Regions from separate parts of the Mus musculus genome. Here region 2 is linked to region 1. A link is a loop called in an ENCODE intact Hi-C map of the cell type or tissue named here. Cell type or tissue: left cerebral cortex. All regions are shown on one strand. Each heading gives the region's core, and the rest is flanking DNA. Links, peaks and the distances in the headings are about the cores only. Region 1 overlaps Cdca7 (cell division cycle associated 7). Region 2 overlaps Rapgef4 (Rap guanine nucleotide exchange factor (GEF) 4).

Region 1 (12,043 bases), core at 2,423-10,422:
GTTTCTGTTATGAACATTGTATGCATACAGTGAACTTACATATATATAGGGAAACACTCATACATAAAATTTAAACATCTTTGAAATAACGTCTTTGTTTCTTTTTGGTTTGATTTTGTTTTTTGAGACAGGGGTTCTCTGTGTAGTCCCGGCTGTCCTGGAACTTGCTCTGTAGACCAAGCTGGACTTGAACTCAGAGATCTGCTTGCCTCCGTTTCCAGAGTGCTGGGATTAAAGGCATGCGCCAGCACACCAGGCCAAGAACATCATTTAAGCAGAAGTAGGAAACGTGATGCGTTCTACAGCACCCGTAAGCCTGAGAAACAGGGCAGACACTAGGTGATAGACTTCTGGAAAGCAGGAATTTAACTGTGGAACTGCTTCCGGTGGATTAGCTGATGAGCCTGCGGCAGGGCATTTTCTGATTGGCTGGTGAGCACGTCTGCAGGGCAAGTTCTGGTTAATGACTGATGTGGGAGGGCCCAGCCCTCGGTGGCAGTGACACACACCCCTAGCAGGTATTCCTGTATTGGACAGGAAAGTGAGTTGTACAAGCCCCTGGGGCAAACCAGTAAGCTTGTCTCCCCTCCTTGGTTCCTGGCTTTATTTTCCTCAATGTTGGACTGTAATGGAGCAGGACATGTAAACAAAATAAACCCTTTCTGCCCCAAGGTCCTTTTAATCATGATGCTTACCCCAGCAACAGAAACCCAAGCGGAACACAACAGAATATGCATGTCAAACATCCAGAACTGGCAAGTCTAGAAAGCAGATGGGCTCAGGAGCTTGGAGAGGGAGGACGGAGGTGGGGTGGGCCGAGGGAGGCAGGGAAGGGGTTAGTCTTTAGAGTGAGAGACTTGTGGGAGTGAGGTAAGGATGGTCTGCAGTTACAGCCAGAGCGGTTACACGGTTACACGTACAGCACCCTGAACACACTGGAAGCCAACAAATTCTACATTTTGAAATGGTAAATTTTATTTCAAGTTTTTTTTTGTTGTTGTTGTTGTTGTTGTTGTTTTTGTTTTTTTAACTTAAGAAAAACAGAGTAGCAAAATGGTAGACACAAACCAGAGACCCAGTAACCTTGACGCTAGTTAGATGGCTTCTGAAGCCTGGTTCTATGTAAAAAACAAAACTAAATTGCCACAGAAACCTTGCTCTCCGGGGTAGCTCTCCAACTGGTCCTCTCATTGCGCCTGCTGAAATCAATTAATAGGGTTCTTGGTGTCTGCCCTAATCATCATGCAGGCAAAGGAAATTTAGTTAATATCTTTTTCTCCCTCCCTAACACTGAAAAATAAGATAAATAGATCTATCTTCCTAATTTCACTTAGTCATTTCATTCAGTAGCATCTGTTTATCGTGATTTACAAGAATTTGGCTGGCAATGAGATTTGCTGAAAGCATTTGCATAAAGGAATTTTATTTACATATTTTCCTCCTTAAGCGCCACAATACTTAAAATGGTCCTGTCTGGGGAGCCCAGGAAAGAACCAGAGACAGTCAGTCATTACTACTCGAAAGCCATACTGGATGGAGGAGGAAGAAGAGGAGGAGGAGGAGAAGGAGGAGGAGGAGGAGGAGGAGGAGGAGGAGGAGGAGGAGGAGGAGGAGGAGGAGAATGAAAAGAAGAAGAAGAAGAAGAAGAAGAAGAAGAAGAGGAAGAGGAAGAGGAAGAGGAAGAGGAAGAAGAGGAAGAAGAGGAAGAAGAGGAAGAAGAGGAAGAAGAGGAAGAAGAGGAAGAAGGAGAAGAAAGAATTACAGCTACTCAGCTTGAAAGATGAACTTGAGGCCTATTAAAATATGGGCAACCAAACAAAAACAAGAAAGCAGAAATATGAATTTCTGTCATTGTAAGCAATCAGGGAAAGGGGACTTGACTTGTTTATCACAAACTCATACATAAGTCTTCTAGGTGGGTGAGGAAAGCATTCTCCATGTTGTATTTCTCTAGAACTTACTATTTAATTACATGGTCATACACTGAAGCATTACAGGAGTCTACAATTTTCTGTAGTGTGTGTGTGTGTGTGTGTGTGTGTGTGTGTGTGTGTATGTGTGAATGTATGCCACAACACATGTATGGAGGTTCAGAGGACAACTTGGAGGGGTCTTTCTACCATGTGGGTTCCAGGACTCAAAATCAGGTTGTCAGCTTTGGTGGTAAGCACCTTTATTACCTGAGCCTTCTTCCCAGCCTCCAATAATATTCTTTGAGTAATAGAAATTACACTCATCTCATCTATATAGTTAAATGAGGAAGGTACAGTGAGAGAAAGACAGGGTGAGTACTACATGCTACTATGTACCTGGTAGGCAAGAGGCTACAGAAACACAGATCTAGGCAGGCACAGCAGTGAACACCTCTAACCCCAGGAAGGAGCAGAAGGAGCAGGAGTTTAAGACCAACCTGGTTTTGAAAAGCAAAGCCAAGCAAACAACTATACCAAACATAGTAGCTGACTCACTACTTCTAGGAAACAACAAAATTAAATTATTTTCTGTCACAATATTATTTATTTCAGTATTCTGAAAATATCATGTAGCAATGTCAGCTATTAATATATTTAAGTGCTAATGTAGACACAGATGCATGAATACTTACATACTTGCTATGATAAAACATCCTGACAAAGACCACTTAGAGGAGAAAGGGTTTATTTTAGCTCACAGTCCCAGGTTACAGTCCACTACGGAGGAGTAGATCCTTTACAGAACAACATGTGCTCTTAGCCGCTGAGCCCTCTCTACAGCCCCGCCCCCTACAAAGTGAAGGTTCTTCAAGATGAGGTTTCTCTGTGTAGCCCTGGCTGTCCTGGAACTCACTCTGTAGACCAGGCTGGGATTCACCTGTCTGCCTCCCAGAGTCCTGGGATTAAAGGCGTGTGCCACCACTGCCCAGCAAAATTAAAATTGCTTACCGAAGTGTATCCTTGAAAATGGTTAGACAATGAGCCATGTCCAGCAATGTGAATTCTGTTTATCCTGAGGTCTAAGAAGGCCTGGAGCGGGACTGGGAAGCTGGACACTGGAAACTCACCCATGGACAACTCGATCGGGAGTTTAGGTTGACTGCCTCAACTCAAGGCACTTCCTGCCAGATGTTTGAAAGCCCTCAATTTGACACCCCAGTGTTGTAAAACCCAAATTTTCCAAGGGGACTGAATAAGAGTGGCTTTAGCTTTGTGGCCTTTGTTCCTTGTTCGTTCCTGCCAATGTCTTTCTGCACCTTGATACTGTTTGAAAAGAAAAGCCTGTCCCTAAAACCTGCCAATTCTCTGCCCATCACCCCCATCCCTACTGTCTCCCTTCAAGTCCCCAAGCCTCTGACTCAGGCAGTACCTACCTGGTGTCTTTGGCTTCCTCTTTCCCCATTTCTTCTATAGTCTTCTCTTTATTTACAGACTCTGCAGCTAAAGCTCCCAGATTCTGACACTGATGCAGGTGCTCCAACACCCTGGGTTTCCATCGCCCAGCACCCTCATTCTCTTGAGCCTTTCTGTCCAATAAAGGCCCTGATCCTAATGAGCCTCCACCTTCCCAGCATGCTCAGCTGGACTTAACCTGGCACCCAGTCTTCCTCTCCGGATGGAACCTACTCACCCTGCTAGGCTTTCTTGTTCCTCAGGTGATCTCATCAGCCCTCTTCCAGGGTTCTACCACCTGGACAACAACATACCAAGCCCCCGTCTCAAAAAGCACAGAGGGGCATCTATGACTAAAATTGCCTGGGCATGAAAAAATACTACTGTCTTCCTCTTTTCATTCCCCACATTATTTGCAGGTTTTTTTTTTCCAATAGTTCCTCTGCTAGATTACATGGCTCCTTTAAGGATAAGCTGTCACAACGAACTATTCCAGTTAATTAATTTAAAGGAAACTCGTATCACTTAAATTGATGTCAAAAATTATGCAAATCACTTGGGAGGTATAGCTCAGAAGAGCACATGGAAGACCCTGGGTTCAACCAATTACCTGCCCCGATTTCAAACAAACCAATTAATATGAACTCTAGCATTTAAGCTCACTTTACATACACAACAGGGTTGCCATTAGTTTGGATTTTTTTTTTAAGATTTATTTATTTATTATATGTAAGTACATTGTAGCTGCCTTCAGACATTCCAGAAGGGGGACTCAGATCTCATTAAGGATGGTTGTGAGCCACCATGTGGTTGCTGGGATTTGAATTCAGGACCTTCAGAAGAGCAGTCAGTGCTCTTAACCGCTGAACTATCTCTCCAGCCCTAGTTTGGATTCTTAAGATCTTAAGATTTGATCTCTAACAACTGACTTCTTTTGAATCCAGGTACCAAGTAAGCAACTTTCAGCTTGGTCCTTCCTAAGTGTGGAGCAGAGAACTATGGCTTCCCATCGAAGTATGGTATAAACAGGATACTGGCTTTTTTCTTCCTATACAGTACCAGGCTAGACATATCTTAGGTGTGTGGCTTACAGTGCCATACTGTTTCATACTTGAGTGTTTATTGATGAAAGTACAACACATGTACGCCTGGTGCCCAAGTTCAAGAGGGTGTTGTACCCGGTTATAGATGGTTGTGAACTAAACCAGTAGGTGCTGGATCTTCCCAAGTGCAGTAAGTACTCTTAATTACTGAGCCATCTCTCCAGCCTGGTCACACTTTAAAATGGAAACAAACAAAAAATACTCCTTTACAAATGTAAAAAGGTATATGCAGTTGGATGTAACATGCAGACTGTAGTTAGCCAGTCCTGGTGAGAAATTTAGTTATAAGAGTAACAGGGGGGCTATATGGCTCAGCAATTAGGAGTGCTTGCTGATCTCCTAGGACTGAGTTCAGTTCCCAGTACCCACATCTGGTGGTTCACAACTGCTTATAACTTGAGATCCACAGGCCCTAACACTCTCTTCTGGCCTCCTGAGGGCACCTGCACATACATGTGCATAAATACAGCCATGCAAACATATACATGAAAATACTATCTTTTGAAAAAAATGGCATTTGTGAGGGTTTCTTCAAGCTTGCAATCCTCCTGCTTCAGTATGGTGGTTCTGTGAGTCCATGTTACATCTGGCTCTAAAAGGTTGTTGTTTTTTGTCTTCTAGTTCGGTCTTGAAACCTCAGAGCATGGCACACATTCAGTAAGTATTTGAAAAGTAGATTAAAGTGTTAAAGTACTGCAAACAATAAAGGAAAAATAACATAAAACTTCCCCGGGCTCATGTTGTACAGTCAGTCAACTTGGCTGTCTTGTCCACTTTGAGATTCCAGCTAAAAGTCATATCAACAAATGAGACCCTTTATAAAAGAGCTGGCTGTGGGCCTCAAAAACTTAATCCAAAGCAAGCTTTAGAAGAGGCAGAAATGCCCTTTCAAAGCACAGGGGGGAAAGTAATATTGAAACTTTTTTAAAAAACAAAAATAAACACACAAGTTAGAACAAAATGTTTTATTATTAAAATAAAAACCTTTGTATAAAAGCATTACAGAGCAAAAAGCTGTATTTACACTGAATGATTCAAGATCCAACTGAGCACCACAGACAGAGTACAGAGTAGGCACAGCTGACAGGCTACACAGGTGAGGGACTCAGTCACTTCGTCACCAGTACTGAATGACCCACCTGTAGGGAAAGGGGAGGGAGGGTGACTTCAGGCACCCACCCATAAACTACACTGGCAGAGAGGTTCAAAGCTACCCATCTCTAAAAGGCCACTTCCCATCATTCCAAAAGTGTTTAAAACCTAAATATATAGAAACCCTGGACACAACCCCCAGGGTTACCTCTTTAGGAAACTGCCAGGATCTAAAGTGACATTATTAAGGTTAAGTTCCTGAAGCAGAACACCAAGGTTTCAGATCAACCCGCTGCTGAGCTATCATCTTTAATTTCCCAGAACACCTTTTCTACAGCAATTTTTAGTAATTATGGTACCAAGTTCCCACAAACCTTTGGGTGACTGGGTAGGCCAGATGACAGCAGCAACAGTGTCAGCTGTGACAAGACGTACACTGAGCACAGCACCCCAGAGATGTATTCCTCCAGAAAGCCATCCAATGTGGCCATACTCCAGTTTACAACAACTACCTAATTCTTCCTCATGGTTTCCGGCCCTTTGTGCCTTGGCCCTTTCCATTTAAAACATTAGCCAATATAAACACTAGACACTAAACTATGTGCGTTGATTCTGTGTAAACAAGTTAAGGGGCTCTTCTCTGTGATTCATCACAACCGTTGCTTCACAATACTACTGTACCCCAAAGTGCTTGGGTATGTCCTGATCACACAAATTCTCAAGCTGCCAGTTAAAGATAGCTCAGAATCTAAGTGGTGGCAAAAGACCAGGGAGGCTACAAGGTGGGGCCGGGGCAAGCTCTGAGACACTACATATCGCTGAAATGTAAGGAGTAGCATGCCTTTCATGATGCTTCAGAAACAAGTGTGAGATACGAGATCAACGCGACCAAGTTCTAAGGCAGACGGATGGCCGAGATTCTTACTCGGGTTCCCATCAACACAACGTCGAGAACAAGAGAGCCTTCAGAGGCCGAAGGCGGGCAGACAATCTTCAGGCTCTACGCTTGCATTTCAAATTCCTGCTTCAGACTGTGAAAGACAAAGGGGAAGACGTCAAAACGGTTTTCAACCATTAATTCTCTTTGGAAAGTCAAATTCTTCCTTTAAATAATGTCTTTATGGACCCCTAACATATATTGTCAGTGGACATCTTAGACACACACACTGAATTTTACATACACTCCCCACCCTGAGAAAGATGCATTTCCACTAACATTTCCCTGCCCCAGACCAGCCACTCAGACTTCTATCATCTTTTATCAAGGCACATAAATGAATGGAAGACTCAGATGTGAAAGAAAGAAAGAAAGAAAGAAAGAAAGAAAGAAAGAAAGAAAGAAAGAAAGAAAGAAAGGAAGGAAGGAAGGAAGGAAGGAAGGAAGGAAGGAAGGAAGGAAGGAAGGAAGGAAGGAAGAAAGGAAGGAAGAGGCCATTACCTTTTCAAGTAAGCATGGACGTTCCCGAAGCCATGATACTTTGCCAGATACACCAGGACTCCAGTGGCGCACCGCCCATCACGCTGGCGGCAGAAGCTGCAGTTGCAAATTCCTCGACAAGGTGGGCAGTGCCAATTCTGAAGAATTGTGGGAAAGCGCCCTGAGGCTAGGCTTCATGCTCCATCCACTCATTTGTTTAAGGTTTTTAGTCATTAAAGAACTTAGTATTAATCCATTTAACCCGTGATGATTTAAATAAAATAAATCATAAAATAGGAGTTTTGGGTCCAGTATGAGAGCATTTGCCTAGCATATGTAAGGCCCTTGGCCTTGGTTTGAACCCTAGCAAGATACACACACACACACACACACACACACACACACACACACCCCATAAAATCAATTCAAGAAAGTTACACAACCATCACCAAGGAAAAAGGGATCAGCTTCTCTGGGCAGCAGCCCTGTGCTCTCTGCAGTTATTTCATTATTTCATGCAGCATCACACTGTGGTCTCCTGACACCAAGAGCTCAAGCCCCACCCCAAGTATCACAGCCACTTACCGGATCCAGCAGAGCGTCCTTGACCTCCTCGCCATAGCGGTTTCGAAGGCAGGGACCACAGAATTGGCCCCGGATGCCCCAGCAGTCTGGGTTTCGGCAGTTGGTTTTGGTGTCAGTGGTTTTCTGGCGACACTGATGACATGTAGAACCCTAAAAGGAGGACCGGATGAGGGAAGGAGCAAACGCTGCCCTTTGCAGAGGGAAACAGAGAGCACCCACACTGGTCAAAAAGGCCTTTGAAGGTCATCTGACACCTACGTGTGTAAGGATGAGAAGCATCCCAAGCAAGGCTCCCATTCCATCGGGGGTACAACAGCGTCGTCAAAACTATCACTCAGTGCTCAGTGTCAGAATACCTGCCCAACCCACTCAAGACCCTGAGTTTGATTTTCAGCGTGGGAAAAAGAAAATCCCATCCAAATCCATTTTTCATCTTTGGCTCTCTGCTACAGTCTCAGCAAATATCAGTAAGTTCACCCTAACAATACACAGTAAATTCCAGTTGAATGAATCAACTTCTAAATTAAAACAAAAAATGTATATAACCCTACTGTAGACCTCCTATACAGATAATTCGATCCCAGACATGCTGTAAAACTCTTTCTCTTTTATGAAAAAGAAATGTGCAGTTAAGAATGCCCAGACCATAACTCCGTGCAGCACCCTCAGGACAGATACTATCTGCGCTCTGCAAGGTGTTTCGGTTTCTAGATGTAACCTCAGGGCACTCACCAGAGAGCGGTTATAAATCTTCTCTCTCGAGTTGCTGCAGATGTTCCTAATCTCTTCCTCTGTGACTTCTTCTACTGGTCGGATTATATGCGGAAGGGTCATGGATCCAGGCCTCCGACTTCTGGGCACATCATCGTCCTGAAGAAGAATCATGAACCGAGTTCCTCTCCGGCTCTCTGCATCCCCAAATCTCCAGATGCTTCGTTTAGAGTTTCATAAGAAAGTCAACCTGGGAAATCTCTCTTGCTTATGGAGAGAGGGGGCAGGCCCTACGTTTACTTAAGAATAACTAGCCGAAAGTATAAGCATAATTCCTACAATATTGAATCTGACTCTTGCCCACTAACAAAGCTAAGTGTGTGTGTAGCTCTGATGACTTGGGAATGGTCTGAGACTGTGTTGGTGATGCCAAGCTTCCTAGAGATGGACAACATCACCCATCAGTGAGGACTCACGTTCATGTAGCTGTCCATGGACTTCCTCTGTCTCACCAGCATGTACTTATCCTCTTCCTCCTCCTCTTCCTCCTCCTCTTCCTCGGTGGGCAGGGCACCCAAGGAGCCCAGGATCCGGGACCTTGACCTGGTAAGAGGTCGAGTTCTCCGTTCCGGGTTCCTTCTGGTAGCCACACCTGGGAATGTGCGTCGTCTAGGCGACTTTGACTGGCAAATGAAACACACAAGATAGATCCACTTACTCCGTAACAGAGAGAACCAGCACTGTGGAGAGCCTGCATCATCCCCTAAGTAGTTTTAGTATAAGAAGAGGCCCCCGTTTTCCCATTTTCTTTGCCTTTTCGTTATGTGTAGAAAATAAACCCCAATGCCATATAGCCACTGAAAATTTTATTTATTCTTCTATTTAATTTTTCTACCATTTACTCTTCTACTCCAGATACTGAATATATTAACACCCAAGCTCCTGACCCAAAAACCTTTCCTGTAACATCTCTACACTCCTGGAACACGTATGCTATCTACATATAAGCAAAGAATGCCCGGTTTCTTCTCCCCATTTCTCGCTGGCTTCCAGCCTGCCTTCCAAGGGAGAAGCAAGGAACGCTGGCTTTACTTTTCTGCTATAGACAACACAACAAACCACCCATCCCCGGTCACACCAGCTTTGATCCTTGGGATACAATCAAATAATTATTAAGATTATTAAGTCATTATTAAGATATGACTTGACAAAGAGATTGTATATACTTCCTTTTCCCTCAATCTCTTCTTAAAAATACCTACTTTGTATCTAGCATGTGGGGGGCAAAATGTGCTACTTGAGGGAACAGAAATAAGTTAACTATTTTGTTGGCTGCTGATGGGGAGCAGAGAGCTGATCAGAAGGAGCATGGCCGTAGGAGAGCAGAGCCAACGTGTCCAAAATGCAGAGAGCAGGGAGAGCTTCAAGGACCCAGTTCTAGCCCCGCCCCCATATAAAAACAAGATCGTAAAGTCTCAGAGATCTGCTCTGCCTTGTTCACAACAGGATAGAAAGAAGCACTTACATCTTTGGCTCTGTGGCCTGGGAGGGAATGTCGTCCAGAGAACAAGCCAGGGAAGCTTTCTAATTCTGACATGAGTTTTGCAAGCTAAAAAGGGGAAGAGCGTAAACAGAGATTAGAACCGGTGACAACAGGCAATTTGTAGAAAGAAGGCTAGCCTGCCCCTCAACTCTCCGCTTAGTAAGTCCACATAGTCAGGTTTCTCATTTCCCTACTAGGCTTATTCTAACTCTTACAGGATGTAAAGAGCGGACGGATGGGGGCTGGAGGGCTGGCGCAGCTGCAAAAGGCCCTTGTTACCCTCGCAGAGGACCCGGGGTCAGTGCCCAGCAGCCACCTGAGATCTCACAACCATCCCAAACCCCAGGTCCAGGGGATACAAAATGCCCTCTTACGGCCTCCAAGAGCAGCTGCACAGTTTCACCCTCTACTCCACGTAAATAAGTATAAATCTTTGAAACAAACACATCGTCAAATCCCACAGCTTACAAACAGTTCTTAGGAGAGAGAAGAAAGGAACTGCTTAGAAGAAAGTGGGGAAAGGTTTGGGTCCATTCAAATACCTACCATTGCTTTGTTCTGCTTTATATTTAAGGCTCTCTTCTCCAGAAAGTTCATGCCATCTTCTTCTTCTTCTTCTTCTTCTTCTTCTTCAGAGTCAGAGTGGGAATCGTTTGCAGAGCTCTCAGAGGGCTTTGGGGGCGCTGCTTTTTTGCTGGCCGCCCTCCGGGTATTTCGTGCCGGAAACTTCATTGCTACCCTGAGAGGCCCGGAGTGCCGGCACTGACTTCGGGTCCTGCAGCCTTCCCTGTTCAACTGCAGTCTCTAGTTAACCAGAGAGAAGGTGTTATTAAAATCTGCCCAGTGGCAGACAAGTGGCACCACAAAATCCTTTTGGAATAAAGGACATGAGCAAAATCAGTCTTAACCAGTCAGCAAGGTTGGTGGGTAACAAAATCAAGTCTTGCAAATGAATACTCTGTTACTGGTGTAAGACAGTGTCTGAGCCACCCTTACTGTCCTGAGACCTACATGTCTAAATGATTTTTTAATAAATTCCTGCCCCCTTCTCATTCCCTTAAAAATAATCCCTATTTTCAAAAGATCCTCTAGGGATAACTAAGTTCATCCATAAACATGGTTTAAATGCCTATGACGGTAGGAAATAATAGCCTAAACTATCAACTTCCAATTCAGTTTTAACTGCGATTAAAATACACATAATATTGCCAATCTCTGCCACCCCAACCCCTGGCCTTTCTGTCTTTGAACCTGACTAGTCTAGGTACCACTCAAATTAACATTTTGGAAGTCAAGACCTAGTGAGACATCACTTCATACCAACTAGTATAGCCAAATCTGTAAGCTTGCTCAAAAACTAAACAGTTTCTATGTATCCCAGCCATCTACTCTTAGGTATAGACGCAAGAATATATGTCCACATAAAAGCTTTGGACATGTATGTTCAGGACAGCTGCTCTCATTTTTACATGTATGCACGTGTGAGTATACACATGGAGGCCTGAGCTTAAGATCAGGAGGCATCCTTAACATTACTAATTGAGACAGGGTCTCTCAATCAAACTCAGAGCTCACTGATGTAATCTCATCTTACTAGTCATCTTGCTCTAGGGATCCTAGCTCTGCCTTCTGAGAAGCTGGAATTACAGATAGGACACTGCGTCCACTAGGCATAGGTTTCTTGAGTTCTTGTACTTGCAGGGCAAGCTGAGCCATCTCCCTAGCACCTCCAAAAAAACTGAGTGGGCCGAGGACTTAGTTCAATGGAAGAGTCTATGTTTAGCATATCTAAGACCCTGGGTTTGATCCCTAGCACAAACAAGTAAGGATCTTTCGGGTAGCTCTTAGTACTTCATGTACATTTAGTATTCATAGATGGAGATCATAAATCAAACCTGTTATGGATTCTTAGCTCTTTCAATCAACAGGCATTTGATTCAGCACAAGTAATACCTACAAAGAGCTATGAGCCTACCTAGAGTAGTCAAGCCACAAACAATGGGTCACACCCAGACCTGTAGACTGGCCCCAGCTCACGAATGCCAATCAACACCAATTTGGACCAAAGTCTCTCATTAGAGAAAACATGCGTAGGTATAGATGGTGATAAAATAGTTCTAGAGCCAAGTGCTGTCACAGCAGAGCCAGTCAAGTGGTGGCCTGCAGGGAATGTGGTCAGTGACAACAACGTAAATAACATGCGGGTGATTTGTAACAAGTGCACTTC
Region 2 (12,043 bases), core at 2,406-10,405, 250 kb after region 1:
ACAGGTTTGGTTTGTTTTAAAAACAACTTCACATGCTTGTGAGACAATACTGTGCTGTTTATTTCTGTTCTGGTTTGAAGGCACCCACAGGCGCCAAGGGGAGGCATCCCTCTGAATACAAAAAAAAACAGTGTAAAACAAACCTGGACAGATCCCCGACTCAACGATGCCCCACCTCCTTCCCAAAGCTCGGCTCCCTACCCCATGCTCTGGCATAGCCAGTCCTAACTTGCCCCCTGAACCGTTCCTTGCCCGGCAGCAAGACCCAGTCACCACTTTCCTGTCTGGTAACACCTCCCAGACAACGGGGAGACATAATTTTGGCAAGCCAAGAAACATAGCTCCAACCCATAGCCACCTGAGCGGTGTTAGGTGGGACCCCATCACACTGCTTTGCTAACTTACACAAATTGACCTTATGTGGGACATAAGTCCTCTTTAAGTTAGTTCCTGAGGGGGCCATTCATTAGTCAGACATGCTTGTTTTAGCAGCACTAAAAGGGATCATAAACTTCTTAAAGTCATACAAGGACGGATAAAATTTCTGCAATGAGAACTTGAGCTAATCAGAAATTGGATTAATGCGGACAGTGAGCAGAGTAAAAGAAGCTACTGTCACTTACCATCAAGCTCTCAAACTCCGCATAGAACTTCTTAAACTTGCTCGGCAGTTTCTGTTAATAAAATGGAAATGACACACGCATCTGTCAGAGTCTATATCTAGATATGGAGTGTGTGCTACTGTTTCTAAGGGAAATGCATTTCCTCTGGCTGTCCTGGAACTCACTCTGTAGACCAGGGTGGCCTCGAACTCAGAAATCTGCCTGCCTCTACCTCCCAGGTGCTAGGATTAAAGGCGTGCGCCACCAGTGTCTTGGTAGTGGCCATAGCCAATCCAGGGGAAGGGTAGCAACACCAGCAGCCACTTTTGTTGTCACAGCTGCGGGGGGGTGGGGGGGGTGGGGGGGGAGAGTGAAGATGGGGGCGGGAGCAATAGGAAGTGCTTCTGAATACAGTGGGCGTGGCCAGAGAAGTTAGTTCAGTACCCTACAGTGCACAGGCAGTCCTCCACCACAGGGATTGGTCCTCTCAACTGTCCATAGAGCCAAGGCCAGCACTCTTAGCATTTCATCTCAGGTGGGGGTTGCTCCCCGCTTCAAGCCCCTCTTCTTGCTGTGTGCTCCTGTATCTCGCCTTTTGTCCACTGACTGACTGACACTCATTCTACTGTCTTCTGATACCTTGCACCATTCCTTCCCCTGTTCGTGTGGCTACACTGGTGCTCACTGAAGCTGTGTGAGATGTCCTTGGAAAGCTTCCGTCAAACACAGAGAAATGACCCAAAACAAAGGAGCTCGTGAGTGCCAGCTCAGCATACAGAATTCCATGATCACACTCCGCCTCAGAAAAGAAATGGCTTATACATTATAAAAGGCGAATCTTTTCTGTCAGAGACACACGGTGTCAGAAATAGAAGTTCGTAGACTTGTGGTCCTCTTATACCTGTAAGGGACTGGCCAATGAGCTGTCTTCTTCATGACAATAAACTGGTCATTTATCTGGCTGCACCTTCCCTAGGGGCCTCTGAGGCAGCACGGAGGGCTCAGAGTATCCAGTCTCTCTGCCTGGCCGCTGTTGTGTGGAGCCTACAGTTGGCCTCCATGGGCCCTCAAAAATCTTTACAACTTTTTTCCCCTCCCTGACCAACTGATTTGGACTCTGTGTGGGGGGCTCAGAAGCCAGAGATTCCCCCACTGGGATGTGCAGACTCTCAGAGGGGAATCCGAGATCTCTCGAGACTCCAGGTAGCTTGGGCAGTGAGACACAGGCACTACACAATGGTCTCGCTGTTTATTATTGGCACACCAACTCTGTTCTCTCCCTGCCTGGAAGCCGATCCAGCTGCGTGGCTCACAGGCCTCTCTAATTCCCTCATGCCTATATTCAGGGGATGAACTGCTGCGTGCTGCATCTGCTGGGAATTTTAAGAGAAACTCAAGACAGGAGGACTTGCAAGGACCTGCCCTATAAACAGTGGAGATATTTAGGAGAGTCAAGGGAAGATAATTGTTTCAGGAGGGAAACGAGCAGGGAAATAACTTCACAGGGAATGTGGACTCAGATGGTTGCTGTCAAGCACCATGGCAGAGTAGGTCTCAGATAGTCCTTACCGTCGTTTTTTTTCTGCAGTCCCTCTTACACATGCTTGTGTGCATTTGTCAAGAGTCTATTTTTGTGAGTATGTTCTGTTAGAGTTTACTGTTTCTTCAACCATGCCACATATAAGGGGTTAGGCACATTCCAAGTTCTAAGCGAATGATACTCAGAGGTGTCTTTGAACCGACCGTGAATCACTCATCCCGTTTGTTTCAGACATCCACAACACACCTGTTTCACTTTAGCTTCAAAGACAGTCCATGCCAACTGTTGCTCCTCTCTGAGAGGGAGGAGTCGCCAGGTGGTTATGGGACATACTCCGCGGCTCCCAACAGCTGGCCTCTTCTGGACTGTTTCTCCCAGAAGCAAGATGACTACTTGGATAAAATGGACCCTCTACCCTCTTTCACTTAGAGGTAAGGCTCAGGATAAAAGCAATAAGCAGACGTTTCAGAGACAACTGAACCAGTGAGCAAAGTGACCTTTGCAGCCAACTGAGCAATAGGTAGACCTGGATTTAGGATTATTTACATTGTAGCAATGGGAAAGCTGAGGTCCACCCCCCACCCCACCCCACGCACACTTCCTCCACCTGGACAATGTGTTTTTAAACTCTCACTCTGAGGTAACTAGAAAGAGGAGACAGGTCGCCTCCCTCTAAGGGCCCCCACCTTTCACATTGTTATACCAGTGTGAGTGCTGTTTCTATAAAAAAAAGCTCACTGGTGAGCCTGTGTTTTTATTCCTAAGGCAAAAGTCCCAGCTGCACGCCAGGAGCGGCTTTCTTACCTCCCACGTTAGTGCCAAGCGGCTCACGGCCACGTTGCTGAGTCCCATGACGATGGCGAAAAAGGAATTTAGATTTTTGTACTCCTTGCAGCTGAAACACAAGAGGCACGTGGTTAAGTAGCATGCCACTTTTGAGCAAGATTTTTTTTTTTAAATAGAGTTCTATTTTCTGATAGTCATTAATATTTATCAGGACTCGTTTATATGAGCTGGCAATGACAGATTTAAGGCACTGCTGGAGTTCTGCTTGGGTAACCACGCTCTGCGGCTCGACAACCCACGCTAGTTTTAGAAAGTTGATAGTTTTGGCCGTTGAGGGTTTGGTTTTGAGAAGTAATTTAAATTCACCTCCCCTAAGGGTTGTTATTATAATCCTAAATTTGCTAAACGCCGTAGTGAACCTGGAAAGGGTTGGGGAGACACATCCCATGGGATTAGAAAAGGGCAGGCAAAGTGATTGTAGAACTTGACACTTGGAGGTAGGTACTCTCATCTGGCAGGTAGGAATGGGTTAAGGATGTCACAATGCTGTGGCTACCCTGGTTCCTCTATGCTAGTGACACTAAATTGTTGAAAAAGTATCAGCTTACAAGGCCTGGTCCTGTGGGCTGGGCATTTGTTCTCCCAAGTTTGAAGTTGGGAGATGTCAGATCCATAACAAAATAACTGTATTTTTAGTTTTACTGATATTGGTAAGGTTGATAATTTTGAGTCTGTGTTTATATCATTATGAGTATTTACAAATCTATATTTGAGAATGAAGCACTTGGGTTAAGCCTAAATTCTTATTAAAATGCCAATGTTATCCCAAGTATTTGGTACACCTGATGGCAAACGACCACACCCACACACCCTAAGTTCTTCATACCAGACCCCTAAAAAGGAAAAGCGTTTACTTCCTAATAAGCAGAAAACTTTCACCACACAGCAATATGGCTATATAAGTTGACTGCTATCATAAACAAATAATGTTTGATCTATGCTCCAAATGCAAGGGCACCCACATTCATAAAAGAGACGTTACTAAATTCCAAAGCACATATTGCATCCCATACAATAATAGTGGGAGACTTCAACAGCCCACTCTCAACAATGGACAGATCATGGAAACAGAAACTAAAATAGAGACACAGTGAAACTAATAGAAGTTATGAACCAAATGGATCTAACAGATATTTATAGAAATTTCATTGTAAAGCAAAAGAATATACCTTCTTCTCAGCACCTCATGGTACCTTCTCCAAAATTGACCATATAATTGGTCACAAAACAGGCCTCAATAGATACAAGAAGATTCAAATAATCCCATGTTCCCTAACAGATCACCACGGACTAAGACTGGTCTTAAATATCAATGTGATAGCTTGTATATTCTTGGACCAGGGAGTGGCACCATCTGGAGGTGTGGCCTTGATGGAGTAGGTGTGACCTGGTTGGAATAGGTGTGTCACTGTGGGCGTGAGCTTAAAACACTCACCCCAGTTGCCTGGAAGTCAGTCTTCCACTAGCAGCCTTTGGATGAAGACATAGAACTCTCAGCTCTGCCTGCACCATGCCTGCCTGGATGCTGCCATGCTCCCACCTTGATGATAATGCACTGAACCTCTGAACCTGTAAGCCAGTCTCAAGTAAATGTTGTTTTTTATAAGACTTGCTTTGGTCATGGTGTCTGTTCACAGCAGTAAAACCCTAACTAAGACAATCAACAAAAACAACAGAAAGCCCACATACACATGGAAGCTGAACAATGCTCTACTCAATGATAACTTGGTCAAGGAAGAAAAAAAAAATTAAAGGCATTTTAGAATTTAATGAAAATGAAGGCACATCATACCCAAATTTATGGGACACAATGAAAGCAGTGGTAAGAGGAAAACTCATAACTCTGAGTGCCTCCAAAAAGAAACTGGAGAGAGCACACACTAGCAGCTTGACAGTACATCTGAAAGCTCTAGTGCAAAAAGAAGCAAACACACCCAAGAGGAGTAGACGGCAGGAAATAATCAAACTCAGGGCTGAAATCAACCAAATAGAAACAAAAAGAACTATACAAAGAATCAACAAAACCAGGAGCTGGTTCTTTGAGAATAGCAACAAGATAGATAAATCCTTAGCCAGCCTAACCAGATTGCTCAGAGACAGTATCCAAATTATAAATTCAGAAATGAAAAGGGAGACCTAACAATGAAATATATCTTAAAATAATTATTGTTTGAAAATATTAAAATCATGTTCTACAAAATAAAAGTAAATAAATAATGTTTGAACAAAACATTTTTGCAGAAGGCTCATTGAATGGTTGCTTTGGCTGCTCATATTCAACTCAAAAAGTAGCCACGAGCCGTTCTTCATAGGTCGTGGCGGTGGGGAAATGCACTTTAGAGGAGTTATGGTGGATCGGCTCACACACGAGAAAGCAAGCAAGGATGTCACAATGCTAGGGTAGTGGCTCCCAGAACAAGGGCCGGCATCTCCACCTGCATCACTGGCCTTTGCCTTGTGTGGGTGACTTGGAGATAATAAATCCAGAGCGGCAGACCTGCTCCATTTGCAGCTTTGCTTATCATTCAAGGCAAGCCAGGAGATGACTTCCTGTCTCGGTTTTTTCTCCTGTGAATACAGGACTAAAGCACCTACCCCAGCTTTGCCTCTTTAATTTTGCTAAGCTCCAGACTGGGCCAAGAACTTAAAAGAAAATGCTGCAGCTTTTCTAAAGACAGCAAGCAAAACAGATGCTATTGTCTACCTCAGTGGCTCTCAACCTTCCTAATGCTGTGACCCTTTAATACAGTTCCTCACGTTGTGGGGACCTCCGACCATAACGTTATTCTGTTGCTACTTCACAACAATCATTGTATGAATTGTAATGTAAATATCTGATACGCAAGATTCCTGATATGTGACCCCCAAACGGATCGAGACCCAAAGGCTGAAAACCACTGGTCTAGAGGCTTCTGTCTATTCCTGTAGACTCAGGGTTAGGAAAGCCTAGAGTCTGTACTAACTGGGTTGAGTGAACAGGTTCATGGCGGGACAGCAGCCTCAGCACAGGGCTGAATATGGCTAAATAGTCAGCTGATTTGCAGGAAAGGCCAAGTCTACCTGTATAATACAGAGAGTCAGGAAGATAGGGGATACATTACAAAGGCAGAAACAAACAAACAAAACAAACTCCTGGGTGTTTTGAGAGCCTTTTCTGTGTTGCCTGCTCTGTTGTAAACTGACAGGCAGGTCCTCTCTTCCTTCCTGCTGCACTTGGCACCAGCAGGCTAAGGTGAAGAGAGAACAAGCTCTCTATGATGGGAAAGCTCACCCTGTCATAGTTTCCATAAGCCACTCATTCCAAACACATGAAGGCATCTGCTCACTGCACAGAGGCCGCCTGACCGCGCCGCTAGGGAAAGTGGCCGCACCAAACCTGTCTTCAAACAGCCAGCTTTCCCAAAAGGCAAGGCAAGCAGCTCCTGGATTCAAAGGATCTGGTATTCTATTGTCTCCTCGAAATCTGGCAAAACAACTCAAGGCATTTGGCAAGCTGGCTTCTATAAAACACCAAGCCGCTTTCCCTTCTTTGTTTAGCTCTGGAAATCAAGAGAGTGTGTGGGATCTGAACTGTTTGGCTCAAGAAAACGCCTGGCTGGGGTCGCTCATTCTCCTAACCTCCCCGAGCTCGGGCTCTGCATTTAGAAAGGGAAGGAGTCTCGCAGCACAAGCCACATTTAGCTTTTTTATTTTTAGCACTGTGGTGATACCAAAAACATGGAAGTAAACAGGAGGTTGTCAAGCATATCTAAATAGCAGGAGAAGATTAAATTCATGTCAGGGAGAAACCTAACTGGCCCCTGCAGTAAATAAATTGTTTCCCAAGAAGTGCTTTTAAATAGAATATTTATAAGATGTTTGCTTTCTCTGATGTGCATGGAGATGATTTCCTAGTGCCAGGTTAGCTGGCCTGTATGCGTTTTACTGATTTTATTCTGCCTGAGCTGTGAGCTGTTGTTCCAGCATGTTCTACTGCCCTCTACTGGTGAGAACGTGTTATGTGCCACATCGGCTTCCAGAGCCTTGCAACCAAAGTTTCTAAAGGAACTTTTGTTGACTTCAATAGCATTCTTCAAAGGGGGGTGGGGGTGGGGGAAATCTGAAGAGTTCAGAGCAAAACACACCCCCCCCTTTGACTCCAGCATCAGTACTACAAGATGTTAATTTATATATTGATGTTAACTATTAAAAAGCTAGAAGACATTCTTCTCTTTCAAGAATTCAACTGCTGGTTGTTCTTACACCCGTTTCTCTTTGTAAGGTGTTTTCCATGAGAACAGAGTTCAGGGACATTTTTATTCTTTCTCCAAAGTTAAAGACACTTACTGAGCCGCTATCTTGATAAATTTTTTCAAAAGCTGAACACGTTTGCTGAGCTGGGAACAAAGGCAGACCTCAGTGACAACCCAAAACTGAATTTCATTAAACCTCCTCAGGAACAAATCCAAGTTTGCCGTGGTCTTTTTAAAATTATGCCTTCCAAATGTGTGGTAGATTAGCTCCAGCTAGAACAGAAAGGAAAACAATTTTACTTATTTGTTGGCTTTTAAATCAAAACGCCAGCCTGGCTCCTCCGTTTGTCAGGAAAGTGTTCTATCAAGCAGCAGATGTGAATTCAATCGCTAACCCGGATGTACCTTGTCATATAGATTTGAAGGGCTTTCATGAAGCTTGTGGAATATATAAATATAAACTAGGTGTTATTGGCTTAATAGACTCTGGAAGACATAGCATAGCATCACAGAGATTTTTTTTTTCTTTAATACTTACGGGTTTTATAAGCTCAGCATGCACAAAACCCATCATGTGGTTTCCATATGGTAGCACACGGAAACATGAGTGGCGTCAGGCCAGCAGGCTTCACTCAGAATCCTATGGAGCCCATGGACGCTCCTTGCTGGGCGTCTTACCTCATGCACACAGTTGAAGAGTTCCCAATCGTAGGTTGTCATCTGGTACGCCAGGTCTTTCGAGCTCATCAGCTCAAATGTTCCCACTGTCCCAGTGGTCGGGCCTTCCTGTTCCGGCAAGGGAGTCTGGGAAAGATTGTGAAAAAACTGGATCAGAACCACAAAGGGACCAGTACTCAGTGCCCAACGCTTTCGGGAGTTTTTGGTGTTGGAAAGGATTTGGGGGATAGTGTTGGGCATGTTTTGAAATGTCGGTTTTGAGGTGAAGAGTGTCTTTGCTGCTTGTTGTACTTGCCTGGAGGCCATCTTTGTTGTTAGCATCCTCAACCATCCCCAGTTACCAACAGTGTGGTCACCAGCATTGCCACCACCACCATCTCAACTGTGGGCCATGACAAATAAGGCTGGGCAAAGGCTGTGCAGGGATCTCCTGTGCCTGGGGATTGGCGGGTGGGTACCTGGAAACTCTTCCTCTTCCACGGTAAAGATGGAAGATGCTCTTGGAGACCTTACCCTCATGTTTCCATAGAAAGTATGATAAAGCCAAATACTAGCACAGGAGTTTGAATTTCTACCCACACTACTACTTAACTCCTGGTGGTAACTGAGGTCAAGTTGCCACAGCCACGTCTTCACACACCACCTAAAGTAGTGAACTAGTAGAGAGCAGTGTGATCTGAGTCTACACAGGATTTCCAAGTCCTCAGCCTGGCCCGAGAGCTGTTGGGTTGAGAATGTTGCAAGTTTGGGGCAAGACCAGACTCTGCTACTTAGACCAAGACTCTTGTCAGAAGTTTTCTTTTGCTTCACTCATCTCCTTCTGTGATCTAAGAAATGTTATACAGCGTTCTTACTTTGTCAGACAAGAGACAGATGGAGTGTATAATACCTAAATACTTATCTGTAAGACTAGGGATAGATATTTAGGAATGGATATATATGCATACATGTGAGACATAGAAAGAATATCTGCCACTATGATGCTAACAGTACTTGGATATTCAATACTCATATCACATGGCTAGGGATGTCACTCTGGCTAAGCACTTTCTTTGTAGGTACAAGGCTTGTTGCCCCAATTCCAGCATTAATAAGAAAAGGGGCTCATGTTAGAACTATTACTATTATATGGATTTCAGCAGCATCTTCATCACTTCTGTACTCAAGGGATGTCCCCAGTGTTCTAAACACTCAAGGAATTACATGCTCAAGGTTTAGGTGGCTCCTGCATTGGAAAGTTCATCTGTGAGCTGAGCTCTCAAGTTTACAGTGTAACAAAGTCTACTTGCATCAACAGGGGAGGTGCTACTTGTGGATACAGTTACTTGCTGGGCTCCATTTGCACATCTGGAGACAGAATATCAACAGACCAGACTACTAGGTACATAGACAAGCAGGTAGAGGCACCTGAATGGACCTTTCGAAACAGGGAGCCTACTGGGAGTCAGGGTGTGTTGAAGGATGAAGAGAAGCAGTGAGCAGGAGGGTGAGAAAGGCTTTTCTCAGGATGGCTCATGCTTATGATGATAGCAAGGGTGAAAATGAGGGAGCTTTTAAAGAGGATCCGAGTACCAGATTAGGAGATGGTTTGTCAGAGGACAAACTAGAAGATCACATTAGTGCCAGCTTCAGAAGACAGCAGACTGAGCATAAACCCCACTGTAGCAACACATACTTGGTATGATCCCTTAATCTTCTGACTGTCTGCAGTTCCAGTAAATCAGAGTTATACTACCCAAGTTGGCAACTAATATTGAGGCTTGTTAAGAGGATTAAATGGGAACAATTTAAGAGCAGCGAGTAAATCCAGTCCTCAGCACAGGAACGTCCCCTCTGTCCAATTAGGTCGCTTTCCAGAGGGGTTGGACTGCTACAAATGCACAGGAAAGTTGGTTAGGGCAACACTAGGTGAAGAGCTGGATACGGATCCTCTCTGTAGAGCACAGAGAGCAGGGCAGAAAGCAGCAATTCCAAACAGAACTGGTGCTGGTGGGCAAGGTGCTTATGGAATCAGCTGAGAATGGCTCCAGCCCGGGGCAAGTCTTCAGTAGGTGAAGCCCTTAGATTCCTGGTCTCAGGACAACGTCACAGGTCAGCCGGGCCCTCTGTGGTCTCCCTTCTCTCCTGCAGCTGCTTCCCACTCCACTCACTAAGTTTGCTCTCTTCTTGAGGACCTCCATCTACCTGCACCTCTAGCACTTTCCGGGAGGTTTTATGGTGTCTTGTAGATAGGACTGATTAACACAACAACTCCTGTGGAGATTTCGATGGGAAGCCCTTTGGGTAACAGAGGTTGTGTTGTCATCCCCACATCCTTCCAGAGGTTCAAGAAGTCGCTGTAGAATCTCAGCCTTCACTTGAGGGGAGGGTGACCATCAGCAGGAGAGCCTTCCTCTGAAATGGTGGATTTACATGTGCAGCCTGGAGCCCAGAGCAAACACTACCTTGGGCCATTTTCCATTGAAGATGTCCCGCTGGCCAGGTACTGCAGAGCTTACGTAGGATCTGCACAGCATGGGTGTCTGAGAAATGACACGTTCCCTTCTCTGGAGTCCTATGGGTCCCTCCTCAACCTCACTGAGAGATGAGATTTATACAAATGCTGAGGGAAGGCCATCGGAAGAATGACATTACCGAGGTCCTAGTCCAAAGACGTAACACATAAAAAGGGGATGCTAATTGCCAGTGTAACTGCTGGCTAAGTGACCTACACCTCAGCATGCCTCTTTGCTTGTGCTATAACCCTGCCTCTGTAGTGCAACTTGTCATAGTGGGTTCCCTCTGATGACACACCGGCTCCTTGAGAAACATGGGCTATGAAGGGGTTGTCTTCAAGACTGTCCCATGGCCAGAAACACCCACAGACTGTGGAATGATGTGGCAGGAACTAAATAAAAGTCTTAGGAACCAGGGAGTGGATAAAAGCAGAGCCAAATTACAGTACACTGAAGCTTTGCTCTAATTGGCTTTGTACTAACATTTCTACTCAAATACAAAACTTCAAGGGCACAAAGCTCTGGAATGCAGAGCTTTCTGTGGGCCTTCCACAGTGGGATCACCACGGGCACTCTGCTAGTTTTGGATGACACAATTTAACACTGAGACTCATTTTCTTCGGGGAGGCTTGGGTTACTCTCTTCCTAATTTGACTGTCATTGTCATAAGGACAGACGCTCCTGGGCACTTGTCAGGCTGGCTGACACTTGGTAAGTGTGTGGCGATAACTCGGAGGGCTTGGGTCAACATTCTAGAAAGATGGCTGTCAGAGGGATGTTTTAGCAAGCCCAAGAGGGAGCTTCAGGTAAGGCCTGCTCTCTCCGAGCACAGAGAGGTGCACGGCACCCCCAGCGGAGAGGCTCGTGTCCAGAGTCCTCACTGCCAAGCAAATTCCTTCCAACCATTCAGGCCTTAAAATGGAAGATAAGCAAAAGCCCAGAACTTGGAAGGCCGCAGGACTGTGAGCAATAAACAGAAGCTTAAGAAGTTAGTGTCTGCCCCCAAGGAGCTGGAGACAGTCCACGCGCCTAACTATACACCCCCTGGCTCAACCCAGCAGCCAAGAACCAGCTGGCAAGAGAGGCAAACACTTCACCCGGCACCTTCGATGGGACATCTAGCAACACTAGCTGTCTAAGGCATTACTTTCCAGGAGAGGGGGTGCAGACTCACAGCAAATTTTTAAATGTTATATGTGCATGCATGATGTGTGGGGAGGGGAGAGGCTAATGCTCTCTGCCACCAGTGGAGGTCAGAGGACAATTTTGTAGAGTCACTTTTCTCCTTCGGTCTTTATGTGGTTTCCTGGCTATTTATTTATTTTTATTTATTTATTTTTAAATCCCTAAATGTTGAGAGATATTTATTCAGAAAGCAATGAAGGCAGGTGATTAAAGAACCAAAGAAACACAACCAAGGCTTGTGACTCTGCGCTGATCACCCTGTGCTGGTTCTAGGGCAAGTCGGGTGCTCTGGGCTTGGTTGGGGGAAGCGAAGGCACTGTGCCACATTTGTGAAGTTCTTAAATGAAAATAAAATGATGCCACATGAGCTGTCCCCTGCCCCCGGGTCTGGTGGCACACATCTGTGATCCCAGCACGTGGGATTCGAGGGAAGGAATACTGAGACCCAGGAGCTACAAAACAATA

The links. A loop is a pair of places that touch in the nucleus more often than their neighbours do. Peaks named below come from ENCODE experiments on the same cell type or tissue, not always from the same donor. Only the 100,000 strongest peaks of a DNase experiment are listed, where the experiment ranks them.
Region 2: a loop joins it to region 1, with 2.2 times the contacts of the local background. A loop is called at or near these places in 2 of 42 quality-filtered maps.

What each region holds. Positions count from the first base shown.
Region 1 is chr2:72,480,268-72,492,310 of GRCm38, reverse strand. It overlaps Cdca7 (cell division cycle associated 7), which reads right to left. Exons shown (of 9, transcript NM_025866.3): 3 at 10,363-10,620; 4 at 9,799-9,882; 5 at 8,750-8,956; 6 at 8,295-8,432; 7 at 7,563-7,712; 8 at 6,999-7,135; 9 at 5,421-6,591. The coding sequence ends at 6,561. Among named protein-coding and RNA genes, the nearest start is that of Cdca7, 10 kb to the right of the region's middle. In left cerebral cortex, for the core only: no CTCF peak of the experiment used is centred there; no DNase peak of the experiment used is centred there.
Region 2 is chr2:72,230,058-72,242,100 of GRCm38, reverse strand. Rapgef4 (Rap guanine nucleotide exchange factor (GEF) 4) reads right to left here. Exons shown (of 31, transcript NM_001204165.1): 24 at 7,899-8,024; 25 at 7,315-7,493; 26 at 2,947-3,037; 27 at 624-674. Among named protein-coding and RNA genes, the nearest start is that of Map3k20, 50 kb to the left of the region's middle. In left cerebral cortex, for the core only: a CTCF peak has its summit at 6,966 (motif pointing left); DNase peaks (open chromatin) are centred at 2,979, 6,479 and 6,958; H3K27ac peaks cover 938 bases.